2 separate regions of the Homo sapiens genome follow, and region 1 is linked to region 2. A link is a loop called in an ENCODE intact Hi-C map of the cell type or tissue named here. Cell type or tissue: heart right ventricle. All regions are shown on one strand. Each heading gives the region's core, and the rest is flanking DNA. Links, peaks and the distances in the headings are about the cores only.

Region 1 (5,383 bases), core at 127-5,126, 730 kb before region 2:
CTGGTCTCAAGCGTTCCTCCCACCTCTGCCTCCCAAAGTGCTAGTATTACAGTGATGAGCCGCTGTACTCAACCAACTCTGATCTTTATTTAAGTGACTGAACAAACAAGTGATCATGATGGAACAGATATCCAGTGGAAAGGGTATGAAAGTATTTGCAGTCAAGAGCCACATGATCAGAAATTCTTATTGATATGGCTGTGTTAATTTCTCAGTGATGACAATGGCACATTTAGGGTCTTTGAATGCATCCAAGCATTGAACACACCTATCATGAGAACCAAGTGTGTTTGGAAGGTTTTATAATAGTATTTTCCTATGCTTGGTGATCCATAACTATGCCCCAGTATCAACATATAGTTTTCATGGAATTAAAATTGAATGGATCAAAATTACATGTTAACTATATTCAGTTTCAATTACAATTATTGATCTAAGCCTGCTGGCATGACCCATGCAGCAGCAGTCAGGCAGCTTGTCCCCACTGGCCCCTTATTCGTGGTCTGTTTGCCCCACTTTCCTCATTCTTTTTTGCCCCTATTGTTTTATTGTTTTGTATTTACTTCCATAAACTACCTTCAAACGTTTCTTTTTTGTTTTTTTTTTTTTGGTTTTTTTTTTTGGAGACCGAGTCTCACTCTATTGCCCAGGTTGGAGTGCAGTGGCACGATCTCAGCTCACTGCAATCTCCACCTCCCAAGTTCTCCTCCAAGCGATTCTCCTGCCTCAGCCTCTGGAGTAGCTGGGATTATAGGCACACAGCACCATGCCCAACTAATTTTTGTAGTGTTAGTGGCGATGTGGAGACCATATTGGCCAGGCTGGTCTTGAACTCTTGACCTCAAGTGATCTGCCTGCCTTGGCCTCCCAGAGTGCTGGGATTATAGGCGTGAGCCACCGCTCTCCTGGCCCTTAAAACATTTCTGCGAATGAGATAGGGGAGTAAAGATTACTAGTTCACACATGTTAGGTGTTATGGTAAGATTTCTTTTCTATATATCTCAGACAAATAATATATAACTAAAAGGGATCACTAATGAAAATAATAATCATTCTGCTGTTTTGGGACCTTTTCAGACTATACTTGAAGTATTGTTTTTCATTTCCGGGTACCAAATACCAAGAGGGATGTAAATAAATCATAGTAGTTCAAGTAGGAGAGTGGCCACGATAAAACAGGAAATACAGGTCTAGTCACAGCAAGATTGGCCTGGAAAAGTGAACATGAGACAGCTGTCTTTGAGTAGCTTACAGGGTAATTTGTGGGAGAGGGATTAAACTTGTCCCATGTGATAAAAACTAGGACTGATGGTCAGAAACTTCAGGGGAACATATTTGGGACTCAAGAATTGTCAGCTGTTACAGTTATCCAAAGATGGAATGGGCTACCCTGGGAGAAAATGAGTTTTAGAGTATACAAGGAGAGCTTAAACAGCTACTTTAGTAGAACTTCTTGACCCTCAAGTTTCCTTTTACCCCACTGTTGTGTGATTCTGTAACTATGAGGTTTCTGGTATGAATGACGGGGGAAATAGTTGGAATGGGGAGAATGGAATTGCCTTTTGAAGTAGATAATATATTCTTAGACATGTTAAATTTGAAAGGAAGTTGGCTTCCACAGCAGAGATGCCCTGGCATCCATTGTAAAGTGGTATTGGAGATCCAAGGAGAGGCCTGGCTTAGAGATGGCCTTAGGAGTCCCAAGCATAAAATTAGTTAATTTAAACCACACAAATTATAAATTAGTTGTCTCGCTGAGTGGAGAGTTTGTTCAAAGAGTATGAAGCCTCAAAGAATACTCATAAGAAGAAGTTCAGGAGATACTGAAATAAAGAGAATGATGGTCAGAAGGCCAGGAGTGTAAGGAGAATAATACTAAGATTGGAGACAGTAGGCAGAGTAGACATTAATCAGTAGCTTCAAATACCACAGAGAAATCACAGAGAATGAAAATTGGGGGAAAAAAGCATTTAGGTTAGGAACATGAAAATTATTGTGAAATTTCAAGGAAGCAGTTTCCTGAAGCAACCAGGAGAGCTAGATGTTAAAGAAAGAGCACATAGTGAAGAAATGAGAAGCTACCTGTTTAAGATGTGAGGAAGCAAGGAAGGAGAGAATGTAGTAGCTAGCTGGGGAAGTAGACAAGAGGAAAGGGGGTGCCTTTCATTACGAATGGAGTGTTAATTTGTTTTTAAGCTAAACCTAAACATGGTGAAGGCTCATCAGAGATTTTAGTTTAGGTTTTTTCCTTGAGGCGTTGTGACACAATAGATTTTCTGCCATTTGTTTCCTATTTCCGTTCCTAATAACCGCCACTAGGGGGAAATCTGAATCAGAGAGAAAAGTTTGGAAGTCAGACATTTTGGCTTTGTGTCGTCAGTTTCTAGTTTAAAAAATAAATAAATAAAGGTAAGTGGGTAGCAGACACTCCAGACTCATCACCTTGGCAGTTAGGAGAGAAGGGTCCAGGACTCAATGGTGGTCAAAGGATACTTTAGCCCTGCTTAGCAGCAGTGTTGTAAATGTTTAAGGATAATATATGCAATAGATCACTTATGTAACTAAAATTATTTTTTAGGCAGCAGGTGAAAGAGAAGGCTTTAAAGAGAGTATCTGCTGGTTACAGCAAGTCCTTCATGATTGTCTGTGATTTTCAATGTATCTCTATTCTTTGCAGGGTCTGTTCTCCTTACTAGTTGAAAGGATACATTGCATACCCAGAGACACTCATACAGAACACCAGTCAGAGGGGAAGATGTTTCCCTCCTGAGTGTGAGGCAGAATTGTGCCTAAAGATGAATTGAAAGAGTCATCCAAGAGAATTTGCTAGTGGAATTCTTGTGCTGTGGCACTAGAAATTGTTACCAGACCTTAAAGATTCCAAACCTATCAGTTTTCAGGGGAATAAAACACTTAATACTCATACCACTTAAATATTACCAGTTTAAGAAAACTATGAACAAATATATATGTGTGTGGTTTTAATTTTTGGTATAAAAATGCCAGTTGCTTGCCTACTAAGCCCAAATAGCCTATGCCATCTTAATTATCATTGCCATGTCAATAAGGTCTCAAAATTATTCAAATATTTTAATATTTATGAAGCCCAGTCACTCATCTCATTGGATTTCAGACCCAAAGATAGCTTATAGGTGAAACTGCATTGAAAGGTCCTTTTACAAATCTTCTTCTCATGCTGTTTTGTGGAGTTTGTCTATGAGCAGTGTAGTTTGGGGTGATTTAACTTTTTGTTATTTTTTGTTTCCAATTTTTCTATAAATCTCATGCTTTTTAAATAAACACTTAAAAAGTGTTCCTTGCTTTTGTAAATCAACATTATTGAGAACAAATTTAATCATTTATGGATTGTTACAGAGTATATGGGTAATCATGTCTTGGTGTGGCTCAAGCCATATGATTGATCCATGATTTTAAAAGATTTATGGTTTTACAGGTCGAGTCTATGCTGTCTTGTCAAAGAGAGAAGGTCGGGTACTTCAAGAAGAAATGAAAGAAGGGACAGACATGTTCATCATCAAGGCTGTGCTGCCTGTTGCTGAAAGCTTTGGTTTTGCTGATGAAATCAGGAAGAGGACAAGTGGCCTGGCCAGCCCACAACTAGTATTCAGCCATTGGGAGGTAAAAATCCAAGTTCCCATTCATTCCTTCCTTCTCATCTATGGATACATTCCCTACAGAGGAGGCCAAGAGTAGCAAACAACACAGATCATGCCATTTGGCCTTCCTATGGCTCAACTCAGTCAAATGGACAGGAGAAAGCAAATGGCTTTTTCATCCAGATTGAATGAGCCTGAGATCATCTGTGGTTTATAATAAACACACACACACACACACACACACACACATACACTCTCTCTCTCTCTCTCTCATTTGTCCTTTTTATTCAATATAAAATTTAAGATGCTGAAAATTTAATCCTTTTTTCATCCAAATATATATTTTAGATTTTTAAAAGAAAATCACAGACCTTTTGAATGTGAAATTTTAAGAATATTTTCTTCTAGGGGAAAAAAAAATATCTCCAGTAATTAGAGGGGAACAGTTACACTTCTTGCAAGGGGTAGCTTTAAATTATTATGTACTGTATATTCTTCAGTCCCCATTATGGAGATTCAAGGTTTCTGTGGCTTTCAGGTGTTGTGGAATGAGAATGGAACGAAATGGCTACTCAGAACCCTTCATTGTCAGTGTAGGTAAAGGTAGGTGAAAAGGCAAACCTTATCTGTAATCAGAAAGGAAAACTTAACAGATCCACATTGCTGAGGGAGGAGAGAAGGAAAGATTGTGAACACATTGTTAAGTTAGAGAAAAAAGAATAACAAGTGGCAAAGATAAGGTCAGACCAGCTGTCCTGAACATATCTGTAAAGGAAAAGTAGACATTAACCAGCTAAGAAGAAGGACACTCAATCAGAAGGTGCCGCATGAGAAAAGGCTGGTAAAAACAAACTGCAGGGCATGTGCAAAAAACAATTTACTTTTCAAGAAAAAGCCTAAGGTCAGGAATCAAATTGTAAACTCAAGGATATAAGTAGAAAGATTGTTTTAAGAAAGCAGTTTTTGTTGTTATTGTTTACAGGGAATTGAAATAACTTCACATTATTCCCTTTTACCATGGAGGCTTGTAAGGTAATGGAAGAACCATTGACTTTGGAGTCAGAGAGTCCTGGTTTCAAATATTCTTCTATTTATTTGGACAAATCATGGACCCTCCCTGAGTTTTCTTCACCCCTAGGTCAAATATCTAACCTAGTTCCTGACATTGTGGCTGACCAGCCCTTGCTGATGCGAAGATTGTTTCCTTGTGGTTCGTTCTCTGAGTCTACACCACATTCATTTTGGCTTGCTCTCAGCGGTGTGGCATTCATTGCACAGGGCTTCACACAGATAATCCATGGTTTTTTTTTCTTAAACTCTATTTCAGCAGAACTCATGATTTAGCTTCAATGCTAAGCTGTTATCTTTCTCACTTTCTTTAGCCTAATGGGTCCATTTTTCCAGAACACTTTAAGAAGAGTTTAAATTTAGAAGAGAATGGAAAATGAGAATAATTGAGGGAGAATTTTCTTTTTAAAATGAAATTTATAATCAAGTGAATCAGTGAAGTAAAGAAGGGTGGCACTTCAGAAAAATTGACTTTGGACAGGGCAAATTTGATTTTAATTCAGCAAGTTCATATCATCTAAATTGATGCAAGTGAAGTTGCTAGCCCAGAGCACACCATTGTGTCTGCTTTTCCTTTAAAAAAAAAAAAAAATCACATTCTTAATGCTTGACAGAACCAAGGTTAATGCTATGATTTAGGTTACGTTTTTTTGGTCAGTACAAACTCTAGGTTTTAACAGTAATTTACTATGAATCTT
Region 2 (5,383 bases), core at 118-5,117:
GTTGTTTACTAGATAGTGGCAAGTTCAACATACTCAACAAACCAGTCGTTCATGTTTGAGAAAAATGTAAACTCTGCATTATTGATAATTGGTCTGGCACAAACCGAAAAGGGGATACCGGGCCTAAATATGTAGTTTTGAACTTCAGTAGATAGCAATGCTCTCTAGTGATGAAATTTGCTTCTAGGTGTTTCTTTGCCGAAGACTTCCTTTTTCTACAATAATTCACATTCCCCAATAAAATATCATTTAAAATGGGCAACTTGCTATAGATGTTATTGTTCAATTCTTGTTCAATGATATTGCTTAATCTTTTTAAAGACCTCAGTTTTTTCATCTGTAAAATGGGGATAAAACTAGTATCTATCAGATAGGGTTGTGTGAGATGAAATTTAAAAAGCAATGTGTGTAAGAATGTATGTAGTACTGTGCTTGGAGCATAATAAATGCTCAATTTATCCATTTATTTATTCAACACATATTTAATTAATTGTTTTGATTTAGCAGGCATTCCCCAAGGGCTAGGAATGTAGCATTGGACAGGAACAGACACATTCTGTCTTGAAGGGTACATCACAATGGAGGTGAAAGAGGCTACGTAACAAATCACCCAATTCATCACTTAATTACAACGGTAATCGATTTGATGAAGAAGTACATAGTGAGATTACAGTGGAACCTGAGCTAATCTGAAAGTCTGAGAAAGCTTTCTGGATGTGCTGACAGATGATCTTTTCCAGCTCATCTGGCAGTCTGTTAGAGATAATGCAATTTGCAGTATACATGCCTATAAATATAGAAAGAATCCAAGGCGTTTTTCTCCCTCCTGGACTGGTGAGTTGGTGGATGTCCCATGTGGTTGTGCAACTGTAAATTAAATAGCAGAATAAACCTGAGACTGTACCAATTTTATTCTGCTCTTTTTGAGCCGGGATATACTTACTCTCATAGAAATAGTACACCCTTATGTGCAATTGTTTATCAGCAGGATCCTGTGCCTTTGGGTTCTCTTTTTCATCATTTATTTAAAAATGTTCCACTCTTTTATTACTGCGGAAAAGATACTCTTTTAAGTTATCAATAATCCCCTGTTATACACTGTCTTTTCCTAAGGCATAATTCAATTATTTGTGTTAATATAATGTTCTCTGGTAATGGCTTTGATCCCAAATCTCATTTTTTAATCAAATTTCATAACCAGAAGAAAATAGAGAAATGGATCAGCCTATTGTCATCATTCATTCTTTTATTCAATCTATATTGAACCTTCTACATGCCACACACTCTTCTAAAAGGTGGGGATACCGTGGGAGCCAGACAGAGGGAATTCCTGCCTGCTTCAACAATAACTGTAGGGAGGGAAGGCAGACAATCAAGTATAAAATGAGACTGTTTTATTCACATAAGTGCAGAGGGATGAGAGAGTGAGTAACTGGAAATAATTTTAGATGGGATGGTCAGGAGAGATCTCTCTAATGGGGTGACATATGGCTAACAGATGAGACAAAGAGTCCTGCAGTAAGCTGGGAAAAGAGCATTTCAGGTTCCCATTTGCCCCCTGTGCTCTGGCCCCAGCAAGTGTCTCAATGTTGCAGAAGTAAACCAAGACTTTTAGGATTAATAGCTGTTGATGCTGCTCTTGGGGAGTTGGGATACACCCTAGTCTTCACTGGAGTGTAGTATCCTTGTGGACGCTAGATGGGGCAGGGCCAGGGAGGAAGGTTCCCTTTAGGTTTCCTTTGATAGAACCTGTCTCTGAAAGGTAAGCTAGAAGCTGATGGAAGAAAGGAAGGCAAGTGGCAATTGTTGGTTAGAACTTTATCCTGCCAACTCCCTGCTAGCTGGCCCATGCCATTCGTTCATCTGTTTAGGGGATAAAAAGTGTATGCAAGTCTCTGATTGCATGAAGATGCAATGAAATTCACCTTGTATTTACTGAATCATCTCTCAGGCTTTTCACAAATAATCAACTGCTATCGTCAGTTTTCAATATGGTCTTTTTCTGTAGCTTTATGACAGACAATAGCAGGACTTGCTGTCTTAAAAGACAATGAACTACAAAGTCTAAAATTGTGTAGCTTTTTCTTTATTTTCTAGCAGATATCTTTGCTTATCTGACTGCACTGCAACAAGAACTTCACAAGTACATTCTGTAGTAACACATCTTTGAGCACTTACCCAAATTTGTTCCAGAGACAGCCAAGAGAACCACCCTCTCCACTCTCCAGGGGCACTGCAAAAATACAAAGCCTGCCTGTTTACATCACAGAGTTGCACAATTGCAAGTCTGTAACAGCAACCGGCATTAACAAGGAGCGTCAGGCACCTCCCTTCCTTGAAGGAGCTCGCAGATGTAACTTTGTGACAAACAGGGCGTTTTCTCTCAGCCTGCTCCTCTCTTGTCAGCAACACAAAGGCTCCTTGGCAATGGAATTGTTTTTCTCAGTTCTCTGGTGCCATCTGGAGGTTTGATGTTAGATTCACAGCCAATAATTTAATTCTGCAAACAGGTCCAGGTGTGTGGCAAAGAGGCTTGAGTGGGTAACTCATAAATTAAGATCCTTAGTCTGCATCCTTAAAGGGAAAGTGAAGCACCAAGCTGAGAAAATGATTTAGGTACTTTTGACAACACGTTCTTCTTAATGTAAAAATCAAACAGCAGTAGCTATCATTTGTTTAAAGGGGTGGAAAAGAAGGCGCTATGTAGATGGGTGGTCTACATTTTAAGGGCTCATTAGGCACTGTTCATTGCTTCACTTCACTGACACTGGGGAGACTTGAAGCTTAAATTGCATTAGCCCAAGTTCAAGTGTTAGGAGGACAGCAGGAAAATATTGTAGAGGTTTTTTTTTTATATTATTTATTTATTTATTTATTTATTGAGACAGAGTCTCTGTCGCCCAGGCTATAGTGCAGTGGCACAATCTTGGCTCAGTACATCCTCTGCTTCCAGGGTTCAAGCAATTCTCCTGTCTCAGCCTCCCAAGTAGCTGGGACTACAGGTGCGTACCACCAAGCCCAGCTAATTTTTGTAATTGTGGTAGACACAGTGTTTCGCCCTGTTGGTCAGGCTGGTCTCAAACTCCTGCCCTTGTGTCCGGAGTTTGTTCCTTCCAGTGGGTTCATGGTCTCGCTGATTTCAGGAATGAAGCGTGACCTTCACAGTGAGTGTTACAGCTCTTACAGGTGATGCGGACCCCAAGACTGAGCAGCAGCAAGATTTATTGTGGAGAACGAAAGAACAAACCTCCCACAGCCTGGAAGGGGACTTAAGCAGGTTACCGCTGAGGGCTGGGGTGGCCAGCTTTTATTCCCTGAGTTGTCCCCTCCCATTTGGTCCATTTTACAGAGTGGATTGGTCCATTTTACAGAGTGCTGATTGGTCCATTTTACAGAGCACTGATTGGTCCATTTTACAGAGTGCTGATTGGTTCATTTTACAAACCTCTAGCTAGCTACGGAGCACTGATTGGTGTGTTTTTACAGAGCACTGATTGGTGCATTTTACGAACCTCTGGCTAGCTACAGAGCACTGATTGGTGCATTTTACAAACCTCTAGCTAGCTACAGAACACTGGTGCGTTTTACAATCCTAGCTACAGAGTGCTGATTGGTGCATTTTACAATCCTTTTGTAAGACAGAAAAGTTCTCCAAGTCTCTACTGGACCCAGAAGTCCAGGTGGCTTCACCTTTCAACCTCAGGTGATCTGCCTGTAGAGCCTGTTTATGTAAGGGCATGAGTTCTGAAGACAGTTTGCATTGGTTCAAAGATGGGTGGGATGGCAGAGGGGTCCATGGTCTCCATGAGGTTGCCTGTTGGAGAAGGAATGGGGTATGTTGTGATGAAAGAATATGCTGCACTGGACATTTTTTTCTTAAATTCCCATCAACACCAATTGACTTCTGAAACAAGGAAACATTCTTGTTATCTTAGTAATTGTTATTCTTATAATATCGGTAATATCCTCTGATAATTATGCTGCATTTTATAGCTTGTAAAGAACTTTCACATATAGCAATATCAGAGGATTTTAATTTTTTATATATATTGAGTTAATATAAGCAAAGCACCTTGGACAGTACTTGGCACATAGTCAGTGCTATATAAATGTTTAGTAGATCATTATGATGAGAGGCAAATGGTCTCTAGTTACCTTGAATCTAAAAAGAATTTCTTCATAGTCTGTTACAGCCTATTAATGTGACTTTAAAACATAGCCAATATAAGATCCTCTCTTCGATGAGAAAGGTAAATCATTGCCTGGAGAAAATGAAGCTCTTGAAAATCGAGCTGTTTGTCCCATAACTGAATCTTAATAAATCCTAATATCACATTCTTAACATTAAAAATTATGATCCTTAAGTGATAAATTCAAGCCACTTAAGATATAGACTATTTTCTGAAATGCACTCCAAAATGGGTGTAACTGAATTTATTGAACCATCTAAACTAAATAAGCCACAACACAAAATGGTGTTTTTCTCTCATCTTTGCTTTCAAACTTGATTAGTTGCATCTCTCTTTTCCATCACTTAAAGATGCTTTAGGCAAATCCCGTAGCTTTTTGCTTACTTTCAGTTACTCAAGCGATATTTAAAAGCACACTCTGGTCCGGTTCATTTTAAGCTTCAATCACTCACTCAACCTCATATCCCCTCTCTTGCTCCCCAGAACCAGCCAGGCAGCAGGTGAGACTTGAGTGTAATCTATGTTCTCTTATGTCCGCCTTCCCTTCTCCTTTTTGCTTCCACCTTTGGACAAGGAGAGAGGGAATTACAGAAGAGGGGCAAAGGTGTTTTGTTTAACTGGTGTAATGTCATTCTCTCTCGGCAGACGCGCTCTGTATAGGAGGCTGGCTATTTTGGAGACACGGGTTTGTTCCTTAGGAGACTCTATAGGCGGCTTCACCACGCACATTATCTTTGCTTGGCAGAGTCACTCCAGCTTCACCCCTAGGTAAGCCCCTCCCCAGCTCCTGCCCGCAAAGGGATGCCCCCCTCCTTGCACTTCATGGTCAGCCCACAGCCTTCTTTAGTAAGCTACCAAGCCTGGCACCCTCCCACGGTGTCTACTTATCCTGCTCACCCTGCCATGTGAGATACGGAGAGCAGGAGGCTCCCGGACAGCTCCTGCCTATCCTGCATCTAGCCTCTTGTCTCTTTCCTCTCTTTTCTCTTGCTTAGAGAGACACACAGGGCAGACAGAAGCAAGTTAGCTGCCTATGCAGCTGTCTAGCCGGGGATTGAGGTGCCACCACCCGCACTTGGGCAGGCATGACTGAGGGCCCAACTCTGAAGGTAACTCTTAGCCTGGGCAGCGGTGGAGAGTAAAAAACCGTAGCCCTGGGCTCTGATTCTGAAGGGTCCCTTCTCTTTCTGGTT

What was found. Hi-C counts contacts between places; a loop is a spot of excess contacts. Peaks named below come from ENCODE experiments on the same cell type or tissue, not always from the same donor. Only the 100,000 strongest peaks of a DNase experiment are listed, where the experiment ranks them.
Region 1: it touches region 2 in a loop (5-fold over the local background); 6 of 110 quality-filtered maps call a loop at or near these places.

The regions. Positions count from the first base shown.
Region 1 is chr15:82,136,914-82,142,296 of GRCh38, reverse strand. EFL1 (elongation factor like GTPase 1) reads left to right here. Exons shown (of 20, transcript NM_024580.6): 19 at 3,455-3,639. Among named protein-coding and RNA genes, the nearest start is that of LINC01583, 51 kb to the right of the region's middle. In heart right ventricle, for the core only: a CTCF peak has its summit at 2,320 (motif pointing right); no DNase peak of the experiment used is centred there.
Region 2 is chr15:81,407,546-81,412,928 of GRCh38, reverse strand. All of the region lies in intron 6 of TMC3-AS1 (TMC3 antisense RNA 1), which reads right to left. Among named protein-coding and RNA genes, the nearest start is that of TMC3, 36 kb to the right of the region's middle. In heart right ventricle, for the core only: a CTCF peak has its summit at 2,464 (motif pointing left); a DNase peak (open chromatin) is centred at 2,288.